2 separate regions of the Homo sapiens genome follow, and region 1 is linked to region 2. A link is a loop called in an ENCODE intact Hi-C map of the cell type or tissue named here. Cell type or tissue: endothelial cell of umbilical vein. All regions are shown on one strand.

Region 1 (8,000 bases), 240 kb before region 2:
GGGGGACTGTTCCTGAAGAGCAAGGGATGGAGATCTATTATAATGACTTTCAGAAGATTAACATAAGATGGTGGACGGGAGTCCATGTTTTAGCTTTTGTCAATACTAAAAGCTTTCTCTTTCATAGGCATTTGTGGCCTTGTGGTTTTGGCCACACTGTAAGAGCCTCTCGTTCAAAGCAGTAGTTCCTTCTCATTGTTACAGTGTTTACTGTTTTTGTTACTAGGTGAGATGGGTTAAAAAAAAAACTTAGAAGGCCTCATTCCTAACCAGTACCTCCTATCTGTCTTCTCCCTCCCCTGTTTCTTTCCATTTCCCCCCCGCTTTTAGAGTCCGGGTCTTGCCCTGTCACCTAGGCATGATCAAGGCTCACTGCAGCCTCAAAATCCTGGGCTCAAGTGATCCTCCCACCTCAGCCTCCCAAGTTGCTGGGTCCCTCCCCTTGTTTCTTTTAAACCCAGACTCTAGCCACTTTAAGTCCATCAGCTCCTCCAATTCCTTCTACCCTCCTCTTCCCTCTCTATTATTTTTTTCCCAGTCAGCATGGGCTTACTCTGTGGTTACTAGTTATATTTTCCTTCACTTCCACCATCTTAAATCACCATTGCTTTCCATACTACAAGCCTAAATAGTCCTAATCCAGATCAAACCAAATATTTCGCCCCACAAACTAGGTAGTAGAGGAAATCAATAACTGCCCTATCAGTTAGGTTACTTTTGGTAGCAGATAACAGAAAACTCAGATGGCTTAAACAATTAAGAAATGTATTGGCTCGATAACTGAAAAAAAAAAAAGAGGAATTTAATCCAACTACTTAACAATGGGACTTATGAACCTCTTTTTAGCTTCCTAGTTTTCTTGCCTCATAGTTGGCTTCATCCTATATTTGTACCATGCATACCTAACGTTAGGCCCACTCATGGCTCCAAGGTGGCTTTTGTTATGGACTGCATTGTGTCCCCCTAAATTCATATGCTGAAGGCCTACCCCACAATGTGACTTTATTTAGAGATGGGCCTTTATGGAGGTAATAAAGATCAAGTGAGGTCTTAGGAGTGAGGCCCTAATTCAATAGAACTGGTGTCCTTATAAAAAGAGGAGAAGATATCTCTCCCTCTGCGAATGCACAGAGGCCATTGGAGGACACAATGAGAAGGTGGCTGTCTACAAGCCAGGAACCAAATCAGCCAGCACTTTGATATGGGACTTCTAGCCTCCAGACCTGTGAGAAAATAAAATTTCTGTTGTTTAAGCAACCTAGTCTATGATATTTTGTTGTGGCAGCCCAAGCTGACCAATATAGCTTTCAACAGCTTTGGGGCTGTTGAAAAAGCCCCTCTTTCATACATAACAGGTGCTTCCTCTTTCATACCTAATAGGTATTAAAAATTATCTTTGTTCCCAGATCTCTAGCAGTAAAACAGAAAGGTACTCTGTTGGACAGGTTTGGCCACATGCCCACTTCCTAACCAATCACTATGCCCAGAGGTATAGAAGTGTGCCGATTGGCTTAGCATAGGGTATATGTTCACCTCTGGCTTCAATCATGTCCACTCTGGCCTCTCAGAAAATGTACAGATTTCAAGTCCATGAGCTATGGGAAGTAGGGAGTGAATACTTGAGAGACAACCAATAAATAACCACTAATTTGAGCTGCATCTTTAGATAGGCAACTTATGTTCATTGACATTCTTTTATTCAAATGTTGTTAGTGTCCTTTCCCATTTTTTTTCTGTTCCTCCTTTTCTCATGCCCCCTACCTTACAGCCTCTTACTTCACGAAGAAGAGCTCATTGGGAAAGGAGTGTCTTAGCCATCTTCTCTTCTACTACAAACTCACCTGTTCTTACTCTTCAGAGCATAAAGTTGTTCTAGATACCTCACATAGCTGATGTGTTTTCTGTGTACTTATTTCCCCTTTCTTTGGCCTACTTATTCTCAAAACTTGTTTTGTCAGCAATTTTCTTTTTTCAGTATCTTCAGTCTTTGTGTGTGTGTGTTCTCTCATCCTACAATGATACTCAAGAATCTTTGCAGCTTAACAAATACCCTTCTTTCACCTACATGATCCCTCAAAATACAGCCCAACTTCTCTCCTTTTCTCTCCTCTGCCTGTCAGTCATCTACATTCATTACCTCCTTTACTCCAGTGACTTATATATTGATTAAACTGTTTTCTGCTGGCAGAGCCAGGTTTCAAATCACCTTGATAAAGGTCATCACTGATTTCCTACATTTCTAAAACCAATTGTTTATTTTTGGCTTCTTTTAATATTCTTTAGTATTGAGTCCCATAAACTAACCCCTCTTCTTCCTAAATATCAGTATTACCATTAGTTCCATCTGCCCTATTTTTTTTTCTTGATCAGTCCCTCTCGACTTCAGCCACCACCTGTAAAACCAGGACTTGATTCCCAGATACACATCTCTAGCACCTACCACTCACATGAATTCATTTCTAAGTACCTATTGGGGCTATCCATTTGAATATATTGTAGGATCCTTAAAGTTTGTCATGTGCAAATTGAACTCATTATCTTCCCTTCCCTACCTTCATCCCACCATTATCTAGCCTTTTTGCCTGTGTGTATGAACTCTGTTTTGAATACCATCAACATCTACTCAGCCATGCAAGCCAGAAACCTTGTCTCCTGTTTCACTGCACACAACTTTTACATCTAGTCATTGCAAGAAATTCATTGATTCTCCCTCTGAAGTGTGACTTGAATATGTGCCCTCGTTGATACTCATGGCCACTGTTTTCTTTAGCTGTCATGATCTAATAGTCTTAGTGTGTAGCCCTGGGCCTCTTTCTCTTCTCATTAATTCTGTATCTGAGTGGTTCTCAATCCTCAATGTACACCAAGATTGTATGGGGAGATTTTAAATGCTACACATGCCCTGGTCCCAGAACTTTGATTTTCATTGATCAGTCATCGGTAGTATAAGGCCATTATAATATATATAAATACATTTTGTAAGTCTTTATAATCTTTATAAATAATGTCTCCCATTATCCATGGTTTCACTTTCCATGGTTCATTTACCCACTGTCAACCATAGTCTGAAAATATTACATGGAAAATTCCAGAAATAAACAAGGCAGAAGTTTTAGACTGCATGCCATTCTGAATAGCATGATGAAGTGTCACACCATCTCACTCTGTCCTGCCCAGGAAGTGAATCACTCTTTTGTCCAGTGTATCCACTCTATAAATTCTAACTACCCGGTAGTCATCATCTGCTCCTGACAGCCAGCCATTGACACCGTCATGGCTCCATGATCCAGGATTACCTGAAGCAGCTGATCGTCCTTCAGATGTAGGTCAATAGTAGCTTAACACTATGTCACGATGCCTGCATCATTCACCTCACTGCATCTTATCACGTAGGCATTTTATCATCTCACATCAACACAGGAAGGGTTAATACAGTATAATAAGATATTTTGAGAGAGAGGGAGAGACTATATTCACATAACTTATTGTATATTGTTACAAGTGTTCTGTTTTATTAGTTATTGCTAATCTCTTAAGCCTAATTTGTAAGTTAAACTATCATATATATATATATATATATATATATATATATATATATATATATATATGAGAAAGCATAGTATGTATAGGGTTTGTTACTATTCACAGTTTCAGGCATCCACTAGGGATCTTGGAACCTATCCCCTGCAGACAGGATGAGGAGGGGACCACTGAACAGATCTCATCATCTTGCTCTCTTATTTAAAATTCTGTTTGTTGCATTGCCTATGAGAAAATATTCAAACTGCTTAATTTGGTGTACATGAAGATTCCTATCTGGCCTCTGCCTAACTTTCCAGCCTTATAACCACCTCCCCACCCCACCTGTCTGCCCCTCACATCATAGTCTGTAGTCATACAAAATTATTTTGTTTTACATTTTTAATTTTAGAACACTTTTAGATTTATGAAGAAATTGTGAAGTTAGTATAGAGAGGTTCCATATAGTCCATACCCCGTCTCCCTTGTTAGTAACAGATTCGTATGGTACATTTGTTACAGTTAATGAACCAATATTGATACATTATTGTTAACTAAAGTCCATATTTTATTCACATTTCCTTACTTTTTACCTAATGACTTTTTTGAGTTCCAGGATTCCATCCAGGATACCACATTACATGTAGTCATCGTGTCTCCTTATTTTGCTTGGCTCTGGCAGTTTCTCAGACTTTCTTTGTTTTTGATGACCTTGACAGTTTGGGGAGTATTAGTCATATTTTATAGAATGTCTGTCAACTGGGGTTTATCTGATAGTTTTCTTATGATTAGACTGAAGTTATGGGGGTTGGGGAAGAAGAACATAGAGGTAAAGTGCTGTTTTTGTCACATCATATCAAGAATACATGCTATCAGCACTATCACTGTTCGTGTTAACCTTGATCACCTGGCTGAGGAAGTCTTTGTGAAGTTACTCCGCTGCAGAGTTATTTTTCCCCCTTTCCACACTGAACTCTTTTAGAAAGAAGTCACTATGTGCTGCCCACACTTAATGAGGAGTTATGTTCCACTTCCTTAAGGGAAGAGTATTTATTTACATAAATTATTCAGGACTATTTGCATGGACGATTTCTCTCTTCTCCCTCATTTATTTGTTTATTTAATCATTTATATCAGTATGGATACATGGATATTTATTTTATACTTTGGGTTGTAATCCAAAACTACTTTTTATTTTGTTGCTCAGAGTATTCTAGCTTTGGCCATTGGCTACACGTTCAGTTGGCTCCTGTGTCCTTTTGACAATACCCTCAGCACTGTAGGTTTTTTTGGTTTTTCGGGTGTATGTGTGTGCACTTCCTTACTTTCTGGCACTATAAGATGCTCTAGGCTCATGTTATATTCTCTGCCTCAATCCTAGAATCAGCCAGTTCTCCAAGCAGCCATGGTTCTGTTTTATTAGAGAATGGTTAGAAACGAAGATCTGGGTACTGGGTGTGCTTGTTGCCACCGGGATGTGATGACTTCTAGGCCCTCTCAGATGACAGAGTAAGGAAATATATGTGTGTATACTAATGAATGTATACATACATATCTACAGATATTTCTATATATAACGTATGTATATTAAGCTAAATATGAGTGCATACAAATGACTCGCATTCTAAGTCATTACCATATAGATTATTCTAGCCTTTTCTTCTCCCTTGTTTGTAACCTCCCACTCCAACAATGAGAAACCTGGCTTCTGCCAAGTATCACCTACTTCCTAATTGTTCAATTCTGATTTCCTTGTATACTGATTTCAGAATTGTTAACCCTTTATCAACTAGAGTACAGTGCTTATTACCATTCCTATTGCCTTCAGTTTTATAGGCACCATTCATATCCAGAATTATTTAGGTCAGCACCTTTTTCTATATTATTTTTATTCTCTGAATATTCCATGTTTTCACACCTGTTTAATCTTTATTTGTGCTAATCCTCCTGCCTGAAATTCCCTGGCTTTTACCCTTCTCTCCGTGGAATGTTACTCATTCTTCTATACCCAGCACAAATATTGCCTCTACCAGAAAGCTTCTCAGAGCCACCACTAGTAGACTTAATCTTTCATTCCTCTGTGCTCCAATAGCATTTTGTACTTACCTTTACTATATATCATGTCAGGATTCTTTGTTTGCATCTCTTTCTTCTTCACTTAATGGTAATTCTTGAGAGCAGAAACCAAATGGATTTGTCTCTGAAATCCCAGGACTTAACAATAATACATATTACGTAACAGAAAACCTAATAGTGGCTAAAATACAAAAGGATTTACTTTTTTCACCTAGCAAGAAGTCAGAGATAGACTATCATTGGTTTACCTGTTCAATGATGCCATCAAGAATCCAGGCTTTTTTCCTTCTTCCGTACATAGAAGTCTAAATGTGAAATGCCAGGTAAATAAGTTAAAACCAATTTCATTCTGGCCCAGTATAATGTGTTTGGAGACAACGTCCAGAGAAATAAGAATAGTTCAGATATTTTGGATTGAGATGGCTTTGAGATGAGCTTACATTAAATCCCTTAGAGAAATAACTTCTGAGTCCCAGTTGCCTCTTTTTGTGTGAGTGAGTGTATCATGTAGCCACCATTCAGGGCAGTCATGGAGAACAAACGCTAAGCATGAAATTCCCATTTTGAAGCTGCAGAGTTACTGACGTCATAGTGTGATCAAAATGCTCTGCAAATACTTACTGTAATTATTGTTGTTGTTCTGTTCTTGCTAATAACCTTATTTATACCCTGAAATTATAATCATCCAAAGAAAGATTAAAACAAGATGCATGAGTTGCCTAAGCTGTTTGTCTGGCAGATGGTCACCCTCTGAGTTCGCTGAAATTGCCAGGGTTAATTGAAGCTTCAGTTTTCACTGCAGTGTAGTTGATACTTAAGTGTTTCTTACCTGTCAGCTTTTGCTCTCCAAAAAAGTACAACAGTAGCGCTTAATTTGTTCTCATTAATGCTAGCCTCTCAGGTAATGTTTAGTGCAACTTCATTCTAGATGATGTTTGCTTCCCAGCTTCCCAGCTGAGAAGAAATGCTAAACAGTTACAAAGGTGAAAACATGAACGTCTCACTAATTTACTTATTTAAAGGATACTCAGAACTCAGGAAACATTGAAGGGAAGTTAACTTTTACATGGTGGACTGGCATTTAGTGTATGGTTAATAGCAATTCCTCTCCCTGGGGTTGCAGTGAGCTGAGACAACTGGGAATCATCCTTGGGGAGTTTTACAAATAGTTTTTCCTAGAGCTAGCTAAGTGCTCCAAGGATAATCGTTATAGATTCACACAAACAGCAGTACTGTTTGCTCTATTTCTTTGGTGTTCCTCTAGTAGTATTAAAATGCAAGAAAGCAGTCTTAGGAACCATCTTAAAAAGCAATGGAACTAAGAAGCCGTTCTTTGCCTCTACTACTCAGCTCTGCAGAAGCAAACCGGTGAAAAGACGTGGGTGTTAAAATGTTACATTATTTAGGTGATGCAAGAGCCTTTTGTCTGCACCTTGAGGTTTGAGTACAGATTATACATATTGTTATGTATGGGTTCAGCACATATAGTAATATGACAAGCCAAATAAGAGAATGACTGTGCTTTCCTAAATCTGGGGACTGCTGACTACCAATGGCATTGCTTGCTATTTGATTAAGGCCCAAGAGAAAAACAGAGTTGAGAGATGAAGGGAGAGAAGGAATTCTGGGCCTCCTTAAATCAGTTACAACAAAATTAGCAACCCCATTAAAGACTGGGGAATCAGTAACATGATCCTTCTTGTATATGTGGTGTACAAAAGTAGAAGGCAAATGGGTGAATTATATGTATGTGAATAATAATGCTGTTCAAAAAAGCAAAAACAAAAACATCCAAAAAGGTAGAATGTGGATTCTTTAATTAGACTGCTTGGACTGGAATTGAATCTCTATCAATTTTTAGCTGGGTGACTTTAGGCCTGTTAGTTTACTTCGTCCTTTATAGGTTTTTTTCTTAAAATAGTACCCCTTGATAGGGAAATGGAAGCTAAATAAGATAATATACTGTATATAAGTGCTTAGGATAGGTCATCACACATGGTAAATATTTAACTTTTTTAAAAAAAAATGAAATTTACATGGAAGAGATATTGGAATTGGTGCTTTATTTCCTTTTATTTATTTATTTTTATTTTGAGATGAGGTCTCTCTATGTTGCCCAGGCTGATCTCAAACTCCTAGGCTCAAGCAATCCTCCTGCCTCAGCCTCCAAAAGTGCTGGGATTACAGGCATGAACCACTGTGCTCAGCCTTTACTTTCCAAAATATTTTTTCAATTTGCAAAATATACTATGGAGTCTTTCCTTTTATTAAAATCCTTCTTTAAAAAAAAGTATTACTCAAAACTATTGCTCCCCAAAAGCAAAATTTGCAGTTAAGAGGTATTTTGTCATGTGCATTACATACATTTTACCTATTCCTGTAGCATATGTTATAGTTTGTTGATA
Region 2 (8,000 bases):
TACACTCATTCAGTGTAATACTACTTAAAAATAAAAACAAACTATTGATAATGCAACAATGTGGACGAATCTCTCAAAAAAATAATGTCGAGTGAAAGAAGCCAGACAAGGCCTGGCACGGTGGCTCAGGCCTGTAATCCCAGCACTTTGGGAGGCCAAGGTGGGCGGATCACCTGAGGTCAGGAGATTGAGACCAGCCTGGCCAACATGGTGAAACCCCATCTCTACTAAAAATACAAAGTTAGCTGGATGTAGTGGCACGTGCCTGTAATTCCAGCTACTCAGGAGGTTGAGGCAGGAGAATCATTTGAACCCGGGAGGCGGAGGCTGCAGTGAGCCGAGATGGCACTCCAGCCTGGGCAAAACAGAGTAAGACTCTGTCTCAAAAACAAAAAACAAAAAACAAAACCAAAGCCAGACAAGAGTACAAATTGACTGTATGGCCTGCATTTATCTAAAATTCTATGAAATGGAAAGCTACCCATATGACAGAAAGATCTGTGGTTGGAGAGAATGGAAGTAGTGTGGAGGAGGAACCACAAAGAGGAAACTTTGGAGGGTGATAGATACATTCACCATCTTCCTTGTAGAAGTGGTTTCAGGGAGGTATACACATCAAAACTTATCAAATTGTACACTTTATTTTTATTTTTTTGAGACAGAGTCTAGGAGTCTCGCTCTGTCGCCCAGGCTGGAGTGCAACGTTGCGATCTAGGCTTACCGCAACTTCTGCCTCCCGGGTTCAAGCGATTCTCCTGCCTCAGCCTCCCGAGTAGCTGGGACTTCAGGCGCGTGCCGCTACACCCGGCTAATTTTTGTATTTTAAGTAGAGATGGGGTTTCACCATGTTGGCCAGGCTGGTCTCAAACTCCTGACCTCGTGATCCGCCCACCTCGGCCTCCCAAAGTGCTGGGGTTACAGGCGTGAGCCACCGCACCTGGCCAATAATTGTACACTTTAAATATGTGCAGTTTATTTTGTCAATTATACCTCAATAAAGTTGTTTGTGAGATGTCCCTCTTAAGTTTGAAAAGCAGACAAGACTAAAAACTCACTGAAGTATCTAAAGCACAAGGCAACTACAATTACTTCTGGAGATAACTGACAATCAAGGTTCTTTTCTAGTATGATAGTTTATCTGAACAAAACATTACTATGAGAAATGCGAAGTCATAAAAATAAAAAATAGAAACGACATTTTTGTCCCCCTGGTAATCATGCCATTTCCTCTTGTCTGTGCAGTAGCGCTATATCATAATCTTTTTAGTGCTCTATTCAATTTGGTTTTCTAAAGAGAGAAATAACCTTGTTGTACTTTTCCTGAACTAGAGTGCTCTTTTATGTACAAGAAGCCCAATCCCTGGTGTGAGTATACTTGTGTGGGTCTGTAGAAAGCTACACTCTATCTATAAATTTTAGCAAATGCTGTTATTTATTTTGGGATTTTTGTAGTCGGGACTCAGCGGAGACACTAGAAACAAATTATAAGTTTCTAGAAACCATACCTTCTGCAAGATGAACGCTGTATAGTTTTCCTAAATATGTGATTCAGTAATCACATTTTTCATTTAGATTTTCCACTTACTGTTTTAAAACAAAGAATTGCTATACCATACAGTCTACAAAACTGGTAATTTTCAATTTCCTCATTAAAGATTCTTCACTCTTTTTTAGAAAACACGAGAAAGTTTTATTTCCCAACTCTCCCACTACCCATGTTTATTTTCATAGCTCTTTTATTCGGTCATTATTCCCATTCTGCAGACGGGGAGGCGCACATACGTTTTTCTGCACAGTACAGAGGGGCAAGAAAGAAGGAACTCTCAACTTTTCAGTTCCATTTTGAGAAACGATCACATTGAACTCCCGAGAAGCGGCAGCTGAGCGAGAGCAGCAGCATTTCTCCCCGTGTTGGGTGTGGGTCAGGAGAGAGGCGCGCTTCCGCGGGAGACAGGGGGAGTCAGGTGGCAGCGGCGCTGGAGCCCGAGCGGCGCGGCGGGGGCGCGCCTCCCTCCGGCCGGCGCGGGGACGCTGCCCCCGCGCACGCGAGTCCGGCAACCCCGGGCTCCCGCGCCGCGCGGCGATCCGCGGGTGCGGCAGGGGCGCCCCGGCGCTCTAGTCTCTTCCCTCGCGCGCTCGCTCCTTCCCCATGCCCCCACCCCCCAGCCCCTGGCAGGTCCCTCCCCCAAGCCTGCTCCCGCGGCCGCCGCTGCCGCCGCCGCCGCCGCCGCCGCTACCGGAGGCGCAGGAGCCTCGCGATAGTGTTTGCACAGGCGGCGCGTGACGCCGCCGCCGCCTGTAACTGATGCAGAGGTTACCCCACCGCCTCAGCCGCCACCCACAGCCCGCCGCCGCCGCCTCCCGGGCGACGCCGGGGGCCGACGCACTGCAGAGGTGCCGGCAGGTTCCGCCCGCGGAAGTGTCCTCGGCCGGCGCAGCCCGCGCTCCGCCCGCGCTCCGACCCCGGCCCGGCTGGCACCCCCTCGACGCCTCCGCCGCCGCGCTCCTTTCCTCCTCCTCTCCTCTGGCGCGCCCGCTCGCTCCCTCGCTTCTCCCCCTTTCCCTCCTCCCTGTCCCCTCTCCTTCCCTCACCTCTTTCCTCCCCACCTCCCCTCTTCTCGGTTTCCTCCCCCATCCCCTTGACTCTCCCCTCCCAGCCCTCGCTCTCTCGCTCGCCCTCAGCGCGGCCCCCGCCATGACGGAGGCGGGTGCCGGTGCCGTTGCCGCCGCTGCCGTCGCAGGGGGGGAGTCGGGTTCCCAGAAAGTAGCTTGATGAGTGTCCAAAGTAGCAGTGGAAGTTTGGAGGGGCCGCCATCTTGGTCCCAGCTCTCCACGTCTCCAACCCCGGGCTCGGCGGCGGCGGCCAGGTCCCTGCTGAATCACACGCCGCCATCCGGGAGGCCCAGGGAAGGTAAGCACCGCCGCGCCCGCGCCCGCTCGCGGGCCTCCTCTCCCGCGCCGCGGACCCCCGCGCCCCCCCCCCGCCCCCCCCGCCCCGGGGCTTCTCCGCCAGACCCTGGGGTGGGGGATGGTGGCGAGGTGGACGCGAGGCCGCCCGGCTCCCCGGCTCTGGGGAGGTAGTGCCCTGGCTGTGGATGGTGGTTCGCGGGTGGCGGAGGAGACGGACGAGGGGGTGCGCGCTGGTGGGGACGGGGCGAGGCGCATAGACTCGCCTGGGGTTCCTGGGAGCCAGTCCTGCGAGGGTGGGAAGCCTCCCCCCAGACGCGAGCCCCTTTCTGCTCCATTTGCCAGTACACTCAGTACTCTTAACCTCCTGGCCTCCGGTCTCTGGTGGGTTTTCCCTCCCGCTGGAGCCTTCGTCCTCGAGCCCCCTCCCCTTCTCCCGCGCACTCCTCCCATAGAGGCGGTCCCCACTTTGCGAGCTTTGCTGCCCGGGACCTGGAGGATGCCCCTCGCTTGCTGGGTTTCTCCTTTGGGGAGAGACGCTGAAATTATCTGGGCAGACTTTGATCCCCTGTGTGGCCCCCTAGAGCAATTTAAACGACAGACTGACTCGTGGGCAGGCTTTTAAAACCGCCCCTCCAGATGGTTGCAACTTTCTCTCCTTCGCCGTTGCTTCCTGCGTGTTTGTGCGTTATATTCTCTGCTGCAAGTAGGCTACTGTTCTTCTGTGACAGGGTCGTGGGTTTTGTGGGAAATATCTGCGTAAAGGTTATTGCAAACACGCACCAAATCGGTTACAATTGTTTTCTAAGTTTTCTGGCTTCTTGCAAGCAAGTGGGCTGCCACCAGATGTAGCAGTTACACAGCTTGTAAGGCACCGGCGTGCTTTTGACTAAAATTTCAACTTGCTGTATCTAAGTATACAACATAAAATGAAATTTGGGAGAAAACACATTTATGGGGAATGAATAAATGTGCATGGAATGTCTTTTAACGCTCTTTAGTCTGGAAAAAGCTTAGCGGTATTCATCCGCAATTGGTAGACGGGCTGTTCACTCCTAGTTGTCGCACACGAGGAGATAGGCACATTTTCAAATGTCTGGAAGTTCAACCGTCTAGTGAATGTTTTAAAGAAATCAAGAGCTTCGATTTATGTAGGAATCGGTGCGAGTACTTTATTTTGAAAATATCTGTCGATATTTGCTAGTCAGAGCCTTGACAAGTGTTAATCAAGTGTTTTGTGCCCTGAATCCAGTGGTTCAGGCATAGCATTCTTTGTCATTTTGTTCCTGTGAGCATGTGTGAAAGTGACAATAGGCTTAAAGATTGGCATGAATATGCTCTAGAAAATTCACGGAAAGCTTTGATTTATGGGATCCATTAAACATGCGGAATACATTGACAGACGTTTCCCCCTTTCATCTTATCCCAACGCTGAGCTTTCATTGTTAGAATATAGAAGTTTATTTATTAAATGACTAGAAATTTAGTATATCTGGTGATTCTTTTGCACTTGAAAATTTTTAAATGAACGGTTTAAAATGTATTTCATAGAGAAGTTGATGCTTGCTTTTAGCATGCTTTTACTTTTGTTTGTAGTTTCATTAAGATGTTTAATGTTAGTGTTATGAGTTTAAAAAGACCATTTTATTGTTTCTTGTTTAAGGCTATATCATCATTCATTCATTCATTCATTCATTCGTTTCTCGAATATTTATTGAGCCATTACTGTGAGCCAGGCCGTGAACTGGATACTGAGGACATAGTGTTGAATTATCTCTTGATATCTGTTATCAGTATTGGGAATTTGGGAGACAAAACATCTAGATTGTGAGTTTCTGAGGTTACTTCAACTTAAAAACATTCTGCACTTTTCCTGATGTTTGAAAATTTGGAGGGGTTGGAATCATTTAGCTTGAACTTCCAAATAACCATAATTTTTTCCGGCAGTTTAGATTACAGTGGGTTTTTATGTAACCTAAAGTAGTGAGTTTCTGTTAATTCATGAAATCATAGGACAGGCTTTTGTGAAAGTTACACTTCACACCGAGTACCTGTATAGCTACAGGGGGATATTTCTTTTTGACCAACCAGCATGCAAGTTGAAACTATTAATCCTCTCTAGGGTTATATTCATTTTGAAGCTTGGCGATGTGTTCTCAGATTTCACTAACGCTAACAGGAATATGAAGCCCTGAGTGTCAAAATGGAGATGATTTCTATTGAGCGAAATCTCAGTTTTTATTTTAAGTGTTTAGCACCTTTTCCAGGTATACATGTTAGTACATTATATAAATTGATGAAGTTTTAGAAAGCTTTTTAACTGCTAGTTACTGCTAGTAAGAACCGTTAATATTAATGGAACTTGAATGTATTGTATGTATCACGGTGAAAACTAACTTTGTTTCTTGAAAAATTGAGTCAGTTTAACATATAGTAATAGAATAATTGAAACTTAAAAGAGATACACATGTATGTGAACTTACATAAATATTCTATGTGATGAACTCCTTTTAGGCAGACTTAACTTTGAAAATGGGTTATTTTTAAAAATATGCCATAAGCATCTGTAAAAGTTACTTATTTTGAAGTTTTGACATTTGAAACCACAAACCTAAGATTATGATCTGATTATTTTTGATGCTGTATGTTGTAGTTTTGTTTCTTTTTACCTTATTACCATTATCATATTCACATAGTTTTATCACAAATAAAATACAGCTCTATAAGATTTGGGAATCTATTAGAATTTAGGAAATTATGTGATAAATATAGTATAGATTTCTTTCCCTCGGGTCCCAAAGCTTTTCGCTTGTCAGTCTTGTGGTTCTGTTAGAGGAGTTCAGCGATGTAGCTCTAGATTTTCTGTTGAATCTTTTAAACCTATAATCTCCATCCCATTTTGTCTTCTATAATCCTGTGATTAAGGGAGTGACGAGTTAAAAAGGTTTTCAAGTAAAGGCCAGTTTTGCTTTGTTGAAGTCTAGGAACCTAGTGTCATATTGGCTAGATAAGTAGTTGGGTTTTTTTGCATATCAGTACATGGGTACTTTTGAATGGGTTATTGCTGAGAATCAGATGATTGATTATATAGAACACTTGCATTTTCTTTCCTGCTCCAACCTGCCAATTATAAATAATTTGCTTTACTTTTTTGTAAATAGTGAAAGCTTGGTCAAAAAGATTGTATGGGCCAGGAGTGGTGGCTCAAGCCTGTAATCCCAGCACTTTGGGAGGCCTAGGCAGGTGGATTGCTTGAGCTCAGGAGTTCAAGACCAGCCTGGACAACATGGTGAAACCCTGTCTCTACAAAAAATAGAAAAATTAGCTGGGCATGGTTCAGGAGGCTGAGTTGGGAGGATTGCTTGAGCCTGGGAGGTGGAGGCTGCGGTAAGCCTAGATAGCGTCATTGCATTCCAGCCTGGGTGACAGAGTGAGATACTTTCTCAAAAAAAAGATGGCATGATAGTTCGATTAAACTGTAAACTTCCTCTGTTTCCATATTTAAAGACTGCATTCCTTAGAAGAATTAAAGTAATTGACTTCAGATGATTTAGTAATGAGATGTTAAAAACGAAGGTGTACCAGATGGCCCTGTAGGCCTTTAATTTTTTGAAATCACTAGCTGGAGGAGGACAGGGTTATGTGTTTAAGGATTCTAGCTCATGAATAGATATGTGACAGATGTCTCCTTTACAATGGCACATTTACATATTAGAGGAGAGAGATAAAAGAGAGAAACCAGAACGGAGGTTTGAAAATCTTATGAGAAATAGACTATGCTTTAGCCTTTTGGCCTCAGGGCCTCTTTACTCTCTTAACAATTATTGAGGACCCCAAGAGATTTAGGTTTATGTAGATTATATCTACTAATATTTGCTCTTTTAGAAATTAAATGACAATTTCAAATATATTTATTAATTTAAACTGTGTTGTAAATAGAATTTTTTATGAAGAATAAATATGTCCTAAAACCAAAGAAACTAGACCAGTGGCATTGTTTTATATTTTTGCAAATCACCTTGATTTCTGGCTTACTTGGAGAAGACAGCTGGATTTTTTGTCTGCCTTCAGTCTGTTATGATGTTTTGGTTGAGATATGTGAAGAGAATCCAGCTTCATGTAGATATATGGTTGGAAAAGGAAAGAGTGAGTATTCTTCTTTGGTATTACATCAAAATTCAACAAGTGGCAGTTTTTTGTTTTTTGTTTTTTAAGTTACTGACAATGTGAAAGCATATTGTATTCCAAAAATGTCTCTAGGACCTACAGGAAGTCTATGGAAGATACATTTAAAGAAGAGACTAACGGTTGGGAGACGTGATAGCTGTCTCCAGGTATTTAAGAAACTTGGATTTCAGTAAATAGGATTTAAAAACCTGTTAATTTTAATAAATAGGAGGGAGAATAGATCCATTCTCCTGCTTTAGAAGGCAGACCAACGGGTGAAAATTAGGAAGACATTGAGGTCAGTCTAATTTTTTACCAGAATGTAAGAACTGTATGACAACTAGACTTGGAACAGTGGAACAGTGGAGCAACAATGGAACTCGCAACAGCTAACAACAATGGAAAGAAGTAGTTAGTTTTGAGAATTTAAAGTGGACTACAGGGACATATTTTTTGGGGAGGTGGAGATAAATTCTGTAGATTCTTACGATGAGTGCTATTGGATTAGTGACTTAAGGCTTCATCCAATTTAAAAATGTAAACATTCTGTGATTTTTTAAAAATCCCTAAATATAGTTAAACTATACTTATATATATTCATTAACGTTTTTGAATGTTCTTGCAAGTCAGTAGTATGAAACTACTGTTGTTGTTGACTTTATTACTATTTTGCATTTTTATTGTGCTTTTCCTCTGAGGATTTTTCTGTCTTTTCTTGTGTCAGCAAGATCAGTCTTCATGAAATCTTGCTAAATTCCCTGTGAAATATAATAAGCTTAAGACATTTTAGAGAACCAAATGCTGTTTATGATACAGTTTAGTAGAGTTGTAATATATTTCAGCACAGAATTTTAGAATACTATGGGGGCTGATTTTCAATTTTGTAAGAGAAATTATGAGCATAGTTTATATAGTCTTTTATTTGT

The links. Hi-C counts contacts between places; a loop is a spot of excess contacts. Peaks named below come from ENCODE experiments on the same cell type or tissue, not always from the same donor. Only the 100,000 strongest peaks of a DNase experiment are listed, where the experiment ranks them.
Region 1: it touches region 2 in a loop (5-fold over the local background); 67 of 110 quality-filtered maps call a loop at or near these places.

The regions. Positions count from the first base shown.
Region 1 is chr2:171,399,661-171,407,660 of GRCh38, reverse strand. All of the region lies in intron 1 of METTL8 (methyltransferase 8, tRNA N3-cytidine), which reads left to right. Among named protein-coding and RNA genes, the nearest start is that of METTL8, 30 kb to the left of the region's middle. RefSeq lists enhancers at 211-270, 1,098-1,197 and a silencer at 1,828-1,877. In endothelial cell of umbilical vein, no CTCF peak of the experiment used is centred here; DNase peaks (open chromatin) are centred at 3,180 and 4,250; H3K27ac peaks cover 2,532 bases.
Region 2 is chr2:171,155,201-171,163,200 of GRCh38, reverse strand. TLK1 (tousled like kinase 1) reads left to right here and starts at 2,308. Exons shown (of 21, transcript NM_012290.5): 1 at 2,308-2,911. The coding sequence starts at 2,773. RefSeq lists silencers at 1,718-1,777, 1,908-2,627, 2,898-3,137 and an enhancer at 2,492-3,136. In endothelial cell of umbilical vein, a CTCF peak has its summit at 3,733 (motif pointing right); DNase peaks (open chromatin) are centred at 1,890, 2,320, 2,710 and 3,760; H3K4me3 peaks cover 3,182 bases; H3K27ac peaks cover 1,892 bases.